Linked DNA regions of Homo sapiens: region 1 is linked to region 2. Evidence: chromatin contacts called from ENCODE Hi-C or POLR2A ChIA-PET data. All regions are on one chromosome and are shown on one strand. The core of a region is the stretch at or near the end of the contact, and the rest is flanking DNA. Distances in the headings are between cores, read along the strand shown.

Region 1 (4,073 bases), core at 1,031-3,530, 46 kb before region 2:
TAAACCAGAAGCAAGGTGGAGAGGAGGGGGGCTCTCGGTGCAATAGCGTTTGCCCAGGTGTGGCTCCAACAAATGGTCATGATCACCACCGAACAAAACCGCAGCCACAGCCACAAGCTTAGGAGCACTTGCTGGGCTCCTCTCTCAGCGTGTGGCCTGCAGCTGGTTCAGTCTGTGTCCATGGTCCATCGAAATGTATCCCTTGCCTGGGGAGGTAACAATTGAACTCAACTATTGATCTTCCCTGAATTCCCAGTGGAGGCCCAGAAGGGTCAGGTGCTCTCGGCAGGTCACACCGTGCTCAGTGGGAGAAGATCCCGGAGCTCGTGGCTGCTGGAGCCTGTCAGCCTGAGTTTGAGCCCTGCAGCCCTCTGTCCAGTAGTATGGCCAGGAACAGGCCATACTCCTGATTTATCTGTCCTCAGTTTCCACAACTGTATTATGAGGGGAATGGTGGAAGCAGTCTCACAGGCTGATCCACGAACAGTACTTAGTGCAGGGTCTGGCACCAGGTGGGGGGTGTCAGGAGGAGAGAGAGGTTGAGTGGACACAGATCTTCCTGACAAAAAGGAACAAAATTAAAGGGGCTCAGACATCACTCTGCATCTCGCCAGCCTCTGTGGTTTGTGTTTTGTATATGATTGGGGGAGGGAGTCTAGAGCAGGGATGGGACTTCCAGGTGGCTCCGGGAGAGGGGTGGAAGTGAAATCCTTCTTTTCAAGGTCAGCCCCTGCAAGCCTTGCCTTCGCCTTCCATCTGGAATGCCTGATCACTCATCTTCCTGTGTTAACTTTCTCATCCTTCAAGGCCTGATGCAGTCCCTGCCTCTTCCATGATCTCCCTGCCACAAGTGCCTTCCATCCTAGAACTCCCACAGCACCGGCTTCTCCACTGTGATACGAGGTGCCACCTGCTACCATCGGTGTATCAGTGAGGACCCTGATCGGATGTCACGGTTCTCTCTCTCTCTTCATCCCTCAGCCCTGTTTCTTCATTCTTGGGAAGGTTTGCTCTTACAGTATAACACGATAGGCACCAGGAACCCCAGGCTCACAGCCAGTTAGTTCAGTGGCCCCAGCCGGAAGAGGTCTCTTTTTCAGATCTGCAAAAGCGCCAGGGCTGACTCTCATTGGCCTGACTCAGGTTACAAGCCCATCTCTAAGCCAATCACTATGAAGAACAGAGGGATTTATGCTCTGATTGGCCAGGCTGGATCACGTGCACATCCCTGGACCTAGAGGGTGCTGAGAACGGACAGGGGGAGACCTAGCGGAGTCACGTGGACCAACAGTGGGGAGGAGGTTCAGGGATAAGAGGGGCTGGATGCCAGACAGTGGATCCAACTGTGTATGCCTCAGTCGTCATCAGTGCTCGGGCCTGATCCTGCCGCCAGGCTGTAGCTGCATGCGTCTTGTGTCCCCTTGTCCAGGGTTTGCCACACACCCCATGTGCTGGATGAAGGGGACACACGTAGGAATCACACTGAATAACCTCCTCCCTCGTGGCATCCCCTGAGCTTGGGGAGGAGGCAGCCCTGCCTCCCCAGTTCCTGCCCTGAGCCACAGGGACCAGTTACTTGGATGAAGCCCCTCGTCTGCGCATGGCAGGAGGTGGAGCCCAGCTCCTCCTGTGGAGGAAGCTTCCTAATGGTCTCCCCTGGGGCCCGGTGAGGACATAAACTCTGCATCACTGAAGGTGCTGGGGCTCAGATGGCACCGCCTGGGATGCTGGAGGAGCATGCATCCCTGCAGCAGGCAGGGCTGGGATGGAGGCCCCAGGTCTCCTTCCGTCCTTGAGCCCGATTAGTCTTGTCAGGTATGGGGCTGAGGCTCTGGCTGAGGGACGATGTCTCCTTTATAAGTGAGTTTGTTTATTTGCTCTTAATGCCTCTCTGTATCCTCTCGCCTCCCCAGCTGGAGTTGGTGAAACCACAGACTGTGCCCTGGGCAGGGGCAGGACCTGTGTGGAGCCACCGAGATGTGATTTAGTCACTTGTTACCTGGGTTAGGCTAAAATAATCCCAAGTACTGAGATGTTGCCAAGAAGACACAACACAGAGATAGGACCCTGAGGACTAGGAGCAGCTTGTGCCTGGGTGCTGGGGGCCTCTCTGAGCCAAGAGCTAAATAATGGGAGGAGCCGGCTACGGGAGGGGGAAGAGTGCTCGCGGCAGAGGGAACAGCAAGGGCAAAGGCCCCGGGACTCGAAGAAGTTCGGCCTTGGAGATGGAAAGTTGGCCAGCGTGCCTGGAGCAGAGTGAGGAGGGGCTGGCACTGGGACAGGAACCCTGCAAGGTGGGTGGGGCCAGAGAGCGCAGGGCCTGAATGTTGGTGGACTGTTTTACGCGAAGAGGCCACCATCAGAGGGGTTGATAGAGGAGACACCATTGAGATTGTTCTGGTGAGGGAACAGAAATAATTCGGGTTAGGGGCTAAAATTGACTTCTCCCATTATTTAGCTCTTGGCTTAAATGTCGCCGTCTCAGAGAGGCCCCCAGCACCCAGGCACGCGCTGCTCCTGGTCCTTAGGGTCCTGTCTCTGTGTTGTGTCTTCTTGGCAGCATCTCAGTTCCTGGGATTATTTTAGCCTAACCCAGATGGGGAGAGGACATGTGGCCAGGGAATGAGGCCTGGGCAGGCCTGGGAAGGAGCCAGGTCAACAGCGTTCTGGGACGTCCGTGGTCAGCCGGGGCGTGTTTTGCAGGTATCTCTTTGCAGGACTTTGCAGCAGCCGCGCGCTGCCCTCTGCTGGAACTTCTGAGCATTACACCTAGCGCCTTTGAGCTGTACTAACCCCAGAACTTACTTCCCTGAGCACTTTATGGAAACACCCCCGTGATACGGTGTCCTCAGAGCTGGCAGAAGCTCACAAGGTCTTCTTCTCCTGCCTGGTATGTCCCTGCTGGCTTGCTTAGCCCTAGGCACAGGCATCTCACTAGCCCCTTTTGATGCAGTCAGTTCTGACCCTGCACAGTGCAGGGCAATTGACCCCGCGCAGTGCAGGGTAGCTTGACCCCAGAAAGAGCTGTGCTTAGCTTCCTCCTGGCCTCGACCATGCACAGGCCCTTAGAACTGCCTGGGGGGCCTGGGGACACTGACCACCTCCCCCATGACTGCCCTGCTCCAGCGCCTCCAGGTCCTGCCCACCCCGACCCCACCCAAGCTGCCCTCCCAGACCAAAGAGGAGACCTGGGAGGAAGCCTGAACAGTCTAGGCTTCCACAGAGGATGTGGCTTTCCTAGGAAAACCCCTGAAGACTCCCCAAATGTGCCACACGTGTCCTCTGCCTGCCTGTGTCTTTGTTTTTTATGTTGGAGCTTCAGGCACCTCTCAGTTTCCCTGAATACAGAGGGAGGGCTGACAAGGGCCTGGTCATAGGAACAGCTGGGGTGAACAGACAGGTCAGCGGGGGCAAGGCTGAGGCACAGCCAAGTCGGGCTTCCTGGGAGCATTGTGGGCCCGTCCCACCTGGGCTTCTGGGTCCTTTCACACCCCAGCCCCTGCTCCTGCAGTAGTCACAAAGGAGGGCTGTGCTCAGGGAGGGCAGGGAGGCCAGGAGGCCAGGGGAAGAGATGGGAGAAAAGATGCATGGGTTTCAGTAGGCCCAAGCCCAAGTCAAAGGCCCAGCAACACTGTCCTGGGTCTCATTCCAGCATCTGTCCTGTAAACAAACTCCCTCATTCATTCGGCAAATATTTTTTGAGCATCTGCTATGTGCCAGGCACGGTCTATGGCTTGAGCCTGCTTCAGTGAATAAAACAGACTCCCCTGGCCTCCTGGAGTCTGTATGCCAATGAGGAAGGAGGACAGCAACCAGCAGCCTGGCAGAGAGACCGATGCTGCTGCCCTCGGAGAGTGGTGACGGGGTCAAGGCATGCACCTGAGTGAGCGATGGCGTAGGGAGTGCAGGACAGAGGTGGGCAGGAGCCCTCCCTGAGAGAGTGTCCACTGAGTCAAGACCGGAGTGACGAGAAGTCTTTACAAACCTCTCTGGGAGAAGGCCGTAGAAACCGAGCACAGAATGGGTCATCAGGGCAGAGGAGTGTGGGCGGTGAGGAGGAGGCCAGGCCAGCC
Region 2 (3,796 bases), core at 990-3,489:
CACTGTGGCCAAACATAGGCCCAGGCTTGGCCTGTGCCCTGGACTTCTAAGGCCTCAGGTGGGGAGAAGTGTGTGAGGCAGCGATGGGGGGTGTGGGTGCCCCATGCCGGAAGGCAGGTGGCATTGGAGAAGAGGGTATTCCAAGGGCATGGTCTCTAGGGATGAGTTCTGTGTCATAGCTGATGCTCCCCAGGTGGGCAGGTACAGGCAGTGTTGTGGGGATGGGGCCCCCCAGCCTCCAGGAAAGCATCACTCCACGCCCTGAAGACACAGAATGTGAGGTGTGCTGCCAGGCAGAGCAGACAAGAGACAGTCCTTTCAGATGCATTCGTTGCCCCTGTGAGAGATCTGCTTTTCCTACTCCCATTTTACACATGAGGAAACTGAGGCACAGAGAGGTGAGGGGACAGGCACCAAGTCTATGGCTAGTCATGGGTGGAGGTGGGATGTGATCCTAGTTGGGCTGGCTCCAGGCCCACACCCCATAGCACAGACCGAACTTGGTCAAAGGCAGGAGGCAGGACCCAGGCTCCTGGGCCCAGATCCAGAGCTGGACGCCGAGTCTCTGGGCAGGAAATCAGGGCTCCAGGGCCCCTGGGCTGCCGGCATGGAGGCTGGGTGGGCCCAAACCCATGGGTCTGCTGAGATTCCTGGTGCAGGGCTCTTTGGGGAAGGAGCATGGTGGCTCAGGTCAAACATACCCGAGGTTAAGTCTGGGTCCAGCCAGAGAGGACCTTTAACCCTGCCCACTGCGCTTCCTCTCCTTGAGCCTCAGTTTCCCCATCTGAACAGGGGGCAGTGGGACTTGACATTGCCATGGGGTAGAGACAAGGCAGCTTCTCAGTTGAGCCAGCAGGGGGAAAGAAAGCACATGGTTTCTTGCATGTGGGGCAGACGCTCTTCCCAGGGCTGCTCAGTTGCCCCAGGACCTGTCCTGGGACCACCTGCTGGGGCCTGAGTGGACATGGCCCCCAAGGGGTTTGCTGTGTGTGTGGGACCATAAGTAACCCTGTCTCGCTTTTGCCACCTCAGGAGCTCCCTGGACACCGGAAGCAGCCTCTCCACTGACCGCTACAGGTACTGTCTTGCCGTCCACCCCAGCCTGCCCCAGGATCTCCTTAGGTCCTCACTGCCCATCTGCACCCAGAGGCAGGCCTCCAAGAGCCCTTTGGGGGAAATTAGCTCCACCATTTGGCCCTGAAATTCCCCCAAGGGCCAGAGGTACTACTGATATGTCCCCTGAGAGCTTCTACAGCTTGGAGTGGTTTCCCCTCAAATCAAGGTCCCCCCAAAGACCAGGACTGCAGTCGAAGTTCTGCCCCCAAAGACCAGAGCTCAGCTGAAGGCCCCTCGGAGGATCAGGCTGCAGCTGATAGTTCTTCCGAGATCCAAGGCTGGTGGGTCTCCCAAGGACCAGCCTGCAGCCGGCAGTTCCCATGACGACCAAGGCTGCAGCCCAGGGGAGAAGCCTGTTGGTTTCTATTGGTGTGCAGCTGCGCTTGGTGGGAGCTGGGGTGTCTGAGGGTCTCTGCTTCCGTGTGCTTTGTATCTTGATGTCTTCCAAAAAGAGCATTTTCTGTTTTCACACACACAAAAAAATACTGGAGACTGCGCTTAGAGGAAAGCTCCCTTGATTGGAAGCCAGCAGATCCTTGTTCCAGTCTCGTGGGCAAGAAAGACAAGTGACAGGCAGACTGTCCTGGCAGTGGAGGTGGCTTAGAGGGCTGTGTTCGGTGCATCGATGTGAATTGGGGAGGAGGGGACATCTGTGCTGCGTTGTAGAGGTGACTAGAGGTTGACTGGTTCCCTGTTTGGAGGGTGGGAGACAAGTGGTCCCGGAAGGGAGCACCCTGTGTAAGGACCTGTGGAGGGTGGATGTGGCCGGGCCATGGAGAGGGAGGAGGGGAGTTGGGGGAGGTTTGGGAGGGAGCTTCGTCCTGCTAAAGAGCTTGGCTTCTGGGAGAGGGGGTTTTTGAACAAGCCCAAAAAGAGACTCACAAGGTCGTAGGCCCTGTCCCTGGAGACAGCAACCAAGGGCTGGGCCCCACGTGTCAGGGTTGCAGCAGATGCTATACAGGAAGGAGATGTCAGAGCGACCGACTCTGAAACTCTGGGCTGCAGGGAGCGAGGGGGTGGCCATCTGGGCCCTGCTTCCCTGAGCCAGCTAGGGACTGGCAGCCCCGCCGCGTGCGCTCCTGGAGGACACAGCCAAGTGGTACACACGTGTACACACATGAGCGACACGCTCACGCAGTCACCTGATCCTCTGCACGGACACTCCACAGTCACACCCACATATCATCATAACAGTACTTCCTTTGCTTTGTGAAAGCTGACAGCCCTTATGGCCCAGCGAGTCAGGGCTATTGTTAGCCCACTCCACAGACGTCACCTGCTCAGGATTCGAGACTGCGGGGGCAGAGCCGGGATTTGAACATTTGGGTATCCTGGTGTGAATACTGCCCAACACCGTAGCACACTCCCTGCCCTCATACTAGTAGTTCCTCATATGCCCATTGCATAATCTCACACGCACACACGTATACACACAGACTCCAGAACATTCCCACACCCAGTTCTTCCTGTAGTCAAATGCTAGCATTGTCACTTTTGCACATGGGTGAACACACAGCCCCCATTTTGACACATATGTGCTTGCGGGCTCACACTGGTACACACACTCTCACCCCTGATGGGATGGCTCAGGGTGCCAGCAGGCGTGTGGGTTCCTGTGTCAGGGTGGCCCCAGGGAAGGAGGCTGAGGAGGCTCCTGTAGGGGCTGAGCCTGGCCTCTGCACCACCCACCCATGCCACGGGCGCCACTGCAGCTCCATCTGAATTGTCCACTCCGCCGGCCAGTCAGTCAGGTGCCCTGCTCGAGGCCAGCCCAGGAAAGTTCTGGTATGCAGGGAGTGTGGATGGGGCTCTTTGTTCTAGGATGTGTGGGGGCCTAGCAGGTTCCGTGCTCCTGCCCACTTGGGTCTCACTGCACAGCCCTCCATCGGATGGAGCCACACTTGACCTCAGAGCCAATGCCCCAGTGCCTCACTCCCTGGAGGACAGAGCAGGGATCAGAGCGGAGGCCGTAGGAGCCCCTCAGCTCTGCTGTTTCCCCGCCTGCATTCAGCCACATTTCCTGAGCACCTGCGGGTGTCGGGCACTCAGGATCCCTCGTTGAGCAGTCCTGCTGCCTTCACAGAGCATCTGTGGCAGGCAGGAGCACAGGCAGCAAGCAGAAAAAGAAACTGGTTTTTAACATAACGTGTCAAGTGGTGACAAGAGCTATGGAGAAAATAAATCCAGGTGAAGGGAATAGACAGAGATGGGAGGGTGGCCAGGGAAGGCCTCTGGGCCTGGAAGCACAGGAGGGGTGAGGAGCATCCCAACAGTCTGGTGGGAACAGCGGTGCAGAGGCCCTGGGGTGGAGCATGCCTGGAGGAGTGGCCAGGAGGCAGATGCTAAGTGGGGCCTGCCCCATCCTGCCATCTTGCCTTGGCATGCGTCCTGACTCCCAACCCTCACAGCAGCCTCAGACACAGACAGGGCCAGGATCAATGTTCCCCTTTCACAGATGAGGGTACCTGAGACCAGAAGAGCATTGGTGCCAGGTCCAGGACTAGGGCCCAGGGCCCCCGCTGCTACCAGAACTCTGTGCCCTTTTTGTGCAGTGGAGGCACCAGCTCTGCTGCTGGGGGCAAGCTTCTGAGAATCCCAGCCTTCGGAGGTTCTGGAGGCCTGTGCACAGCCTAGGAATTCAGAAACAAAGGTCCCAGCCAGTAATTGCTGCCTTTCAAAG

What was found. Hi-C counts contacts between places; a loop is a spot of excess contacts on that map. ChIA-PET counts read pairs that join two places held with the same protein, here RNA polymerase II (POLR2A). Pooled maps may share reads with other maps.
Region 1: a map of GM12878 shows a loop between it and region 2 (5-fold over the local background). The contact joins two enhancer-like sites. A Hi-C loop is called at or near these places in 5 of 168 maps with a recorded cell type or tissue (B cell, GM12878, OCI-LY7 and 2 more), 15 of 37 single-sample maps with no recorded cell type and 8 of 50 pooled maps. POLR2A ChIA-PET finds 5 or more read pairs at or near these places in 3 of 52 experiments (B cell, OCI-LY7 and activated B cell).

Annotation. Positions count from the first base shown.
Region 1 is chr3:13,091,007-13,095,079 of GRCh38, reverse strand. It overlaps a transcript of IQSEC1 not described here. Among named protein-coding and RNA genes, the nearest start is that of IQSEC1, 20 kb to the right of the region's middle. Within about 2 kb of position 2,280, at least 10 of the 41 ENCODE cell types and tissues checked have a DNase peak (open chromatin) inside an H3K27ac peak, as active enhancers do.
Region 2 is chr3:13,044,759-13,048,554 of GRCh38, reverse strand. All of the region lies in intron 1 of IQSEC1 (IQ motif and Sec7 domain ArfGEF 1), which reads left to right. Among named protein-coding and RNA genes, the nearest start is that of IQSEC1, 27 kb to the left of the region's middle. RefSeq lists enhancers at 1,059-1,577, 1,933-2,352, 2,793-2,872. Within about 2 kb of position 2,239, at least 7 of the 41 ENCODE cell types and tissues checked have a DNase peak (open chromatin) inside an H3K27ac peak, as active enhancers do.